Linked DNA regions of Homo sapiens: region 1 is linked to region 2. Evidence: chromatin contacts called from ENCODE Hi-C data. All regions are on one chromosome and are shown on one strand. The core of a region is the stretch at or near the end of the contact, and the rest is flanking DNA. Distances in the headings are between cores, read along the strand shown.

Region 1 (4,127 bases), core at 746-3,245, 280 kb after region 2:
CCCCCGACATACCTGCATCATGTAAACCTACCTGCAGCGGTTGTCCTTACCCGTCTTCCTCCAGTCTTGGTTGGAGAGATGCTACTTTCACCTAAGGTTACTTCCTCCTTTTTTGTAGCCTCCTCCCTACCCAGCCTTGTAAACCATGTAAGTTTGCTTTCTTCTGGGCCCTCGCTCTGTGCCAGTCACTGTTTTAGCATGTTGCATCTCATTTAATCCTCAAAATAATTCTGTATAGGCTAAGAACACTTACTAGCCCTGTTTTACAGGCAAGTAACTGAAGCACCCAGGGGCTGACTTGCTCTAAAACTCCAAAGCTGGTAAGTGATTGGAGCCAGGGCAGGAACCAGGCCAGCTAACTCTAGAACCTGTGCCCTTCACCACTCTTAAGCTAGTTAATGCATGTCAGGGGCTTAGAAGAGGGCCAGTGCACAGCGAGTGCACTACCAATATTGTTACTCTGCATGATAAACTGGTCTGTCCCCAGGATTGTGTCTGCTAGGTACTTCTGTAGTCATGAACACATTCTTTAAGGCATTGCATCCCACATATGGTAATGTTCGCTACATTTGCATCTTTCCCCTGACCCTTCTGAGTATCAGACTTGCATATCCACCTGCTCCTTAACATATTTTCCCATGAATATCTCCAGCATTTTAAATCTGGCGTATTCAAAACTAAACTGAAAACTGGGAAACCTGGGTAAGATTGGTGAGTTGCCTCAGTGTCAGTATGCTGGTTGCGATATTGTACTATAGATTTGAAGGAAGTTAACATTTGGCAAAACTAAGTAAAGTGTCCATGGGATCTCTTTCTTACACTTGGATGTGAATCTACAGTTATCTCAAAATAAGAAGTTTCATTAAAACAAGTTAAGGAAATAACAAACTGAACCCAGCCCTGCCACCCCTCCCCAGCTGTTCTCTGTAATTCCACATCTCCGTTGATGGCACCAGGACCACCCATTCGGAAATGTGTTAGCTGCCCTTTCTCTTTCCTTCATCTCCACTTTAGGGTGTTTCCTCTTCTGCCTCACAAAGGTGTCGCACCTGCCTCTTTGTTCCCTGCTGCAGTCACCTCCCTGATGGAGTTGGCAGCCTCCTTTCCAGGGTTTCCCCTACAACTTCCTGAGAAATAGCGTTAATTTACGTATCTGATCTTGCCGTTGCTGTGTTTAAAATGTTTCAGTTACCCATTTGTGATAAAAAACCAAACTCCATAGCTTGCCACTGCCTGGGTCAGAGTCCTCCAGGCTGCTGATTAAAAAAGCAGATTTCTCCACCCGACTCCAGACCTCTGGAGTTGAAATCCCTGGAGTTGGAAATAAACGTGTGCGTTGAACCAGCACCCTCTGGTGACCATTTTGTGCACTAGCGTTTGAGGAACTCTGGCCTCTGGGGACCTTCCTGCGCCTCACTGGTGACTCCCTCTGCCTTCCTGCCATCTGCATTGCCTGAAATGTCACACGCTGCCATTTCTGTGTGTGGAACTCCTTTGTACCTTCCCCAATATGTGGATGAAACGCCTCTTTGCTTCCTTTCCTGGGTCTCAGGGTACAATGGAGCACTTACCTTGTTGCTGTCTACTTTTGTGTCATGTGCACCTCAGGCAGGGCCACTTTCTTCTCTTTGTAGCCTCATATCCCAGTAGAGGGTCGTGGTAGGCATTTAGTGTTTGCTGCTACATATTGATGGGTTTTATTTTATTTGATCTTGAGCTGCCTACTTGATCCCTAAGTAATAGTACTTTGCACGGTGTCATTGCACAATAATTAAAACCAGAGGGAAATGGCTGGTTTAAAATAACATAGTAAAATGAGTCATCCAGACAAAAACAGGCACTCTGTATTTGTCCCCAGTGTTCTACAGGTAATTCTGTTAGAGGAAAACTTTTTAAAAGCAAAAATGTATTTCAGTAATGTATCACGCTGTGTCATTTCCACTGTGTACCAACAGCCCATCCCCACCCCTCCTCCTTTTCTCTCTTTTCCTGCTCTCCAGCCAGAGAACCTGATTTAACTATCTGATCATTCAGCAGAACCCAGCAGTCTGGCCAGTGGTCTGACTCTGCTGGTCTTGTGGCACTGAGGCAGCAGTTTTCATTTGGGCTATTTATCCAGGCAGCCAATCAGTGCACTGACTACTTTTCATTCCCCATGTGAACAGTGGCTGAGTATGGGATTTTGGATTTTCTGTGGCTCATTTTATAGGGTACAACTGATTAACTTTTAAACCCTTTTATTATGGGACATCAAACATGTACAAATATAGAAGTATATAATAACACCCATTTACTCTTCACCCAGCTTTAACCATTGACTCACAGTCACTCTTGTTTCTACCCCTTATCCTCTCTGTCTCCCCCCACCTGTGAAATTATATCATTTCCTAGTGTTTTACTTTTTATCAGTATGGAGTAATCTTTTCTTTTACTTCATGAAGAAATAATCTTTTACTTCATTTTATTGGTAGTTAAGTACTTCAAGAAGACATTTTAAATATTTGAATATTAAAAAACCAGCTTTATTGATATAATTGAAATACTATATAATTCATCCATTTAAAGTCTACGGTCAGTGTTTTTTAGCATGTTCACAGAGCTGTGAAGCTATTAACCACATTTTAGAACATTTTCGCTACCCCTGAAAAACCCCATGCCCATGAGCAGTCACTCCCCATTTGCCTTCAGTAGCCGCAGGCAACCACTAACCTACTTTCTCTGTAGATTTGCCTTTTGTGGACATTTTATATAAATGGAATTATACAACATGTGGTCCTTTGAAACTGGCTTGTTTCAGTTAGTGTATGTTTTCCTGGTACATCCATGTGGTAGCAGGTTTCAGTACTTCATTCTCTCTTAGGGCCGAATGGTGTTCCATTGTATGCATATGCCACATTTTATTTATCTGGGTATCAGCTGACGGATATTGGATTGTTTTCACTTTTTGGTTATAATGAACATCCTGCTATGAACATTTGTTTACAGGTCTTTGTGTGGACATGTGTCATTTCTCTTAGATATACAGGCTAGTTCTCCTGGGTATGTATAACTTACTGGATTATGTGATGACATTATATTTAACCTTTTGTGGAACTATCCTACTGTTTTCCACATATTACATTTATCATTTTATATTCCCGTGGGGAACACCTGAGGATTTCAGTTTCTCTACATTCTTGTCAATACTTGTTATTATCAGTCTTTTTATTATAGCTGTCCTAGCGGTATTTCATTATGGTTTTGATTTGCATTTCTCTATCGGCTAATGGTGTTGACCATCTTAAATGTGCTTATTGGCCATTTGTTTATTATTTTTGGAGAAATGTCTGTTCAGATCCTTTGCCTATTTTTTAACTGGGTTGTCTTTTTATTATTGAGTTTAATAGTTCATCATGTATTCTAGATCCAACTCCTTTATATATGATTTGAAATATTCTCTCCCAATTGGTGTGTTATCTTTTCACCCTGTTAATTGTGTCTTTGATCAAAAAAGTATTTTAACAACAGAAAATGTGAGAAAAATGGTGGAAAATCTTTCAGCCATTCTTACTGAGGGTTGAGTAATGGTATATATAATAGCTGACATGTACTGAAATTTTTGATTTTGCATTTTTTCTCTCATTCAGTCTGCACCAACGTCAGGCTGGTTAAACCCTCTATGTCCTGCAGCTTTGAGAAGCAGGCTGTTCACACTCAGAAGGGGGTATTATTGTAGTCATATAGCCTAAAGAAGGATTTCCAAGGAAATGAATTTCTCCATTGAGGAGTCCATCACCTCTGACTTAAAGTGCTGTGTCAGGTGGATCACCTTAAAGATTTGCTCCTTAGTCTCTGGACTTGGTTGGAGTTTTAAAAAAAACAATCTCTGTTGCATTTCATTTCACATAGTGAGTTCCCACTGGCTTTGATGATGGAAAAGGAAGTAGCTAGGAAAATGAATCTTTACAAAGTTAGTTTTTTCATATATGGTTATATAAAAACCTATACATACACATACATTTACAAGGAAATTTATTGAAAAAGAATGGAAAGTCCAATATTTGCCCGGCCCATTTATAGCCATTGATTAACAGGTGCTTCTATTTAGCTATATTAGAGACAGTGTATTAGAGAAGGAATTTGGCCTT
Region 2 (4,112 bases), core at 1,532-4,031:
AATAACAGGTTAAATTCATTCAGACTAGATCCTCTCTGGTTGATTTTAACATAGTCATTGACTAAAAGTATCATTTATTCAGATAGCCCCTGACAACCCATAATAATACTTTTTGTTTTTTTGCCGAAATATGTTTTTTTCAGTGCATTTACCACTTATCTTCATCAGATTACGGGAAGCATTTTTGTATAAATATCAAGCCTGATGGAAATGGATTTATCTTAATTCCTCACTTAAGTTCCGAACTCACCTAGAATTGCATCCTCTGAGACTGGGCTTTTCTTTTTTCTTTTTTTTTTTTTTTCCGAGACGGAGTCTCACTCTGTCGCCCAGGCTGGAGTGCAGTGGTGCGTTCTGGGCTCACTGCAACCTCCGCCTCCCGGGTTCAAGCAATTCTCTGCCTCAGCCTCCCGAGTAGCTGGGATTACAGGTGCCCACCACCACGCCTGGCTAATTTTTGTATTTTTAGCAGATACGGGGTTTCACCATCTTGGCCAGGCTGGTCTGGAACTCCTGACCTCATGATCCACCCGCCTCAGCCTCCCAAAGTGCTGGGATTACAGGTGTGAGCCACTGCGCCCAGCCCTTCTTTTTCCCTTTTTTTTTTTTTTTTGAGACTGGGCTTTTCTTGCCGCCATCTTGAATCTGATTTGGTTTTCTCTGTTGCGCTTTTTTGCTGGCGTCATTTTCCTCACACCTTAGCTCATCATTCTATCCTGTTCTATTGCTCTGGGCTTCTCAGGAGACCTCTTTCCTTCACAAGACTGGCTTCTCCAGGTGTTAGAAAGTGTCTCTACATGTGAAGCAGATCCCTCTCTTAATTTCCCAAACAAAGCACAGGGAATATCAGGCTAGAATGTTTAACATCTTAATTTAAACACAAAGGAATTACAATGCAGGAAAACCTAAAATGTTACTTCTCCTGATCGTGTCTCTGCTTTAAGAAGCCCCTTGGACTTCTGACAACTTGCCGTTCTCTGTCACTTGGCTGTGTTCCCTAAATGTTGGTCCAGGCCCTGTGCAAGGCTCCCAGCTCTGGCAGCAGCATTAGGGTGGGGAGAGCCTTTCTTCCCTCTCCTTAGGCGTCCTCCTTCCTGTTCCCACGATGATTGATGGAAGAAATGCCTGCCCTTACCTACAGGGCATGGTTTCTAGACACAGTTCAATTCTCATTTTTCTCCTCTGTCTCTGGCTATTTCTTCTGCGCCTGCTTTCCAGGCTCTTCGCACACTGCCTGACTGCTGACACGAGAATTCCTAAGGGCTCAGCATTAGGCCCAGCTATCTTCTTGCTTCATACTCTCCTTGGGCAGTCTTACCCCAGGCCACCATGTTACTTACCCTTAGTGACTCCCAGGTGTATTTATTTCTCTGGTCCAAACCTCTCCATTGATTTCCAGATCCTTATTTCTGATCCATTAATCTACCTTTCCACTTGAATGTTTCATGTCTAAGACTAGATGTGTGATTTCTTGCCCTCAAAATCTGGTATGTTTTGAGTGTTTCCAAGTTCTGTGAAGGTACAACCTTCCATCCAGTTATCAAATCAGAAACCTAGAAGTCATCCTTGATCCTTCTTTCTTTCTTCCTCATCTCCCTCCCCATGCAACCTATTTCAGCCTTCTCCATTTTACCTACCAAGAGGTGTCTCCTGAGAGGCCCACTTCAGTCTACTTTAATTGCCTCCATTCTGTTCTGACCATCTCTTGTCCACACCACTGCCTAACTAACTAGTCTCCGCATGCCTAACTGGTCTCTGCATGCACTTGGGGCTCTCTCCAATCCATGTTCTACTCTGAGGCATGTGTTCAAAATGCAAATCTTACCAGGCCACTTAAAACCTTTCCAAGGTTTCTCACACCTTATAGTCTACACTGCCTTGCGGTGGCCCCACCTTTTGCTCCAGCTGCTTCACAACCACTCTTTAGCCCCACAGGCTTTTCTGTTCCTCAGGCGCATTCACCACAGGGCTTCACATCTGCTTGCCCTTCTTCCCCTTACCCTGTTATCTCTATGCAGCCTTCTTACTTCAGCTAACCATCTCTTCCTCAGACATGCCTTTTCCTTTTCTTTCAGTTCTTTATTATAAGATTGACGCACCCAAAATCTCTTCCCTTAGTTTTCAAGTTTATCTTTATTAAAGTGCTTTTTGATTAATTGCCATCTCCTCAGAAGAGCCTAAGTTTCATAAGAAAAGAGGGTGTGCCACATCTGATTTTGCTCGCTGTGCTGATTTTCCCCAGCATCAAGCATAGTGCCTGGCACATAGGGCATGTTAAAAAACATTGAATGGCCAGGCATGGTAGCTCATGCCTGAATCCCAGCACTTCGGGAGGCCAAGCGGGCAGATCACTTGAGGTCATGAGTTAAAGACCAGCCTGGCCAACATGGTGAAACCCAATTTCTACCAAAAAATACAAACAAATTAGCCAGAGTGGTTGTGTGCACCTGTAGTCCCAGCTACTTGGGAGGCTGAGGCACAAGAATCGCTTGAACCCGGGAGGTGGAGGTTACAGTGAGCCAAGGTCACACCAGTGCACTCCAGCCTGGGCGACAGAGTGAGACTCCATCTCAAAAATAAAAATAAAAATAAAATAAAAAACATTGAATGAATGAATGAATGAATGATTATGTCTCTAAGGCCCTGACAAGGGAATTACAACCATTAACAGAAAATGCAGGCCCAGGTGTGGCTGAAGAGTGCCCACAGCCTGGACAGCTCAGGTCCAGTCTCAGCCAGTTGCTATTCAGGGTTATTTCCACAGTGTGAAGTGAAGGGAATCTTAGGCCTCCCCCAACCTGGCCTGCTCCTACGGGTCTTGTGACATTGGTGAGAATGTTCTTGGAAAAATGATTCACACATCTTGTCTAAGAGCAAACAATAATTCGGGGGAATGTTCCAGTCTAAGTTGATATTTGAAAGAGGAAAATAGTTGCCATCGCCTCAAGGGTTCATTCCCACTAAAGACACAGTCAGTTTAGATGACTAGTCAGAAAAATTAATATCCCCGTCTTCAAGCAAACAGCTTTCTTCTGCTTTGTATTTGAGAAGCTGAAAAAAAAGTCATTTTTCTCAAAACAAAGTTTAAAAGTGAACTAATGGCTCTGAGAAACTTCCAGTTATTTTTATTTTTTTATTTTATTTTATTTTATTTTTTTTGAGACGGAGTCTCGCTGTCGCCCAGGTTGGAGTGCAGTGGCGTGATCTCGGCTCACTGCAGGCTCCGCCTCCTGGGTTCACGCCATTCTCCTGCCTCAGCCTTTTGAGTAACTGGGACTACAGGTGCCCGCCACCTCGCCTGGCTAATTTTTTGTATTTTTAGTAGAGATGGGGTTTCACCGTGTTAGCCAGGATGGTCTCGATCTCCTGACCTCGTGATCCGCCCACCTCGGCCTTCCAAAGTGCTGGGATTACAGGCGTGAGCCACCGCGCCCAGCCACTTCCAGTTATTTTTAAATAACATGTCTCCACTCTGAAGAAAAAAATCAAGTATTACCGGGTACCCTGTTTATAAGATAAAATAACTTATTTTCACTGAACATTGATATACAAAGTAATTAATAGTTTTATATATCAAAATTATACTTTTACATCTAAAACGTAGGTACTTAATCTTTCCTCCATTATTTTACTTATTTATAGACTTGTTCCAGGAATAATTTAACCCAAATTACAATACCATATAAAATATGGCAAACTAACATAAATTATAAACAAATTAAAAATTCAAAGGAGGAATAAGGGAAGGAACATAAAATGGATACAAGAATGAGGTCAATTTAAAAGTTGGCTTTTGTAAGGACCGATACACTACCCGACAGTCATCCTGCTTTTCTTCCTTCTACAAAACCCTGATTTTGTTCTAATATCAAGTGCCCTGTTCTCAGACTCAGAGGATGAACCATGATGATCTGAGTCATGGATCCCCTAGCTAGACAGCTCTTGTTAAAAGGAATATCTTTATTGTTTGCGACTTTTCGTGAGATCTCTTACTTGCAGCTGAGCAGTTCCTTACTAATGCACTGGTGTGTTTTTTAATTCAGCTCTAAGCAGTCAACTCCAAAAGAGACATTCAGTAAGAAACAATGTAGTGTCCATAAAACAAAAAACAG

What was found. A loop is a pair of places that touch in the nucleus more often than their neighbours do. Pooled maps may share reads with other maps.
Region 1: a loop to region 2 is called in a map of naive thymus-derived CD4-positive, alpha-beta T cell, with 20 times the contacts of the local background. The contact joins two enhancer-like sites. A Hi-C loop is called at or near these places in 23 of 168 maps with a recorded cell type or tissue (CD14-positive monocyte, HCT116, IMR-90 and 15 more), 1 of 37 single-sample maps with no recorded cell type and 31 of 50 pooled maps.

The regions. Positions count from the first base shown.
Region 1 is chr3:151,144,845-151,148,971 of GRCh38, forward strand. The region is part of intron 5 of MED12L (mediator complex subunit 12L); the gene reads left to right. Among named protein-coding and RNA genes, the nearest start is that of GPR171, 56 kb to the right of the region's middle. Within about 2 kb of position 1,996, at least 3 of the 41 ENCODE cell types and tissues checked have a DNase peak (open chromatin) inside an H3K27ac peak, as active enhancers do.
Region 2 is chr3:150,865,695-150,869,806 of GRCh38, forward strand. No RefSeq gene overlaps it. Among named protein-coding and RNA genes, the nearest start is that of MINDY4B, 38 kb to the right of the region's middle. Within about 2 kb of position 2,782, at least 2 of the 41 ENCODE cell types and tissues checked have a DNase peak (open chromatin) inside an H3K27ac peak, as active enhancers do.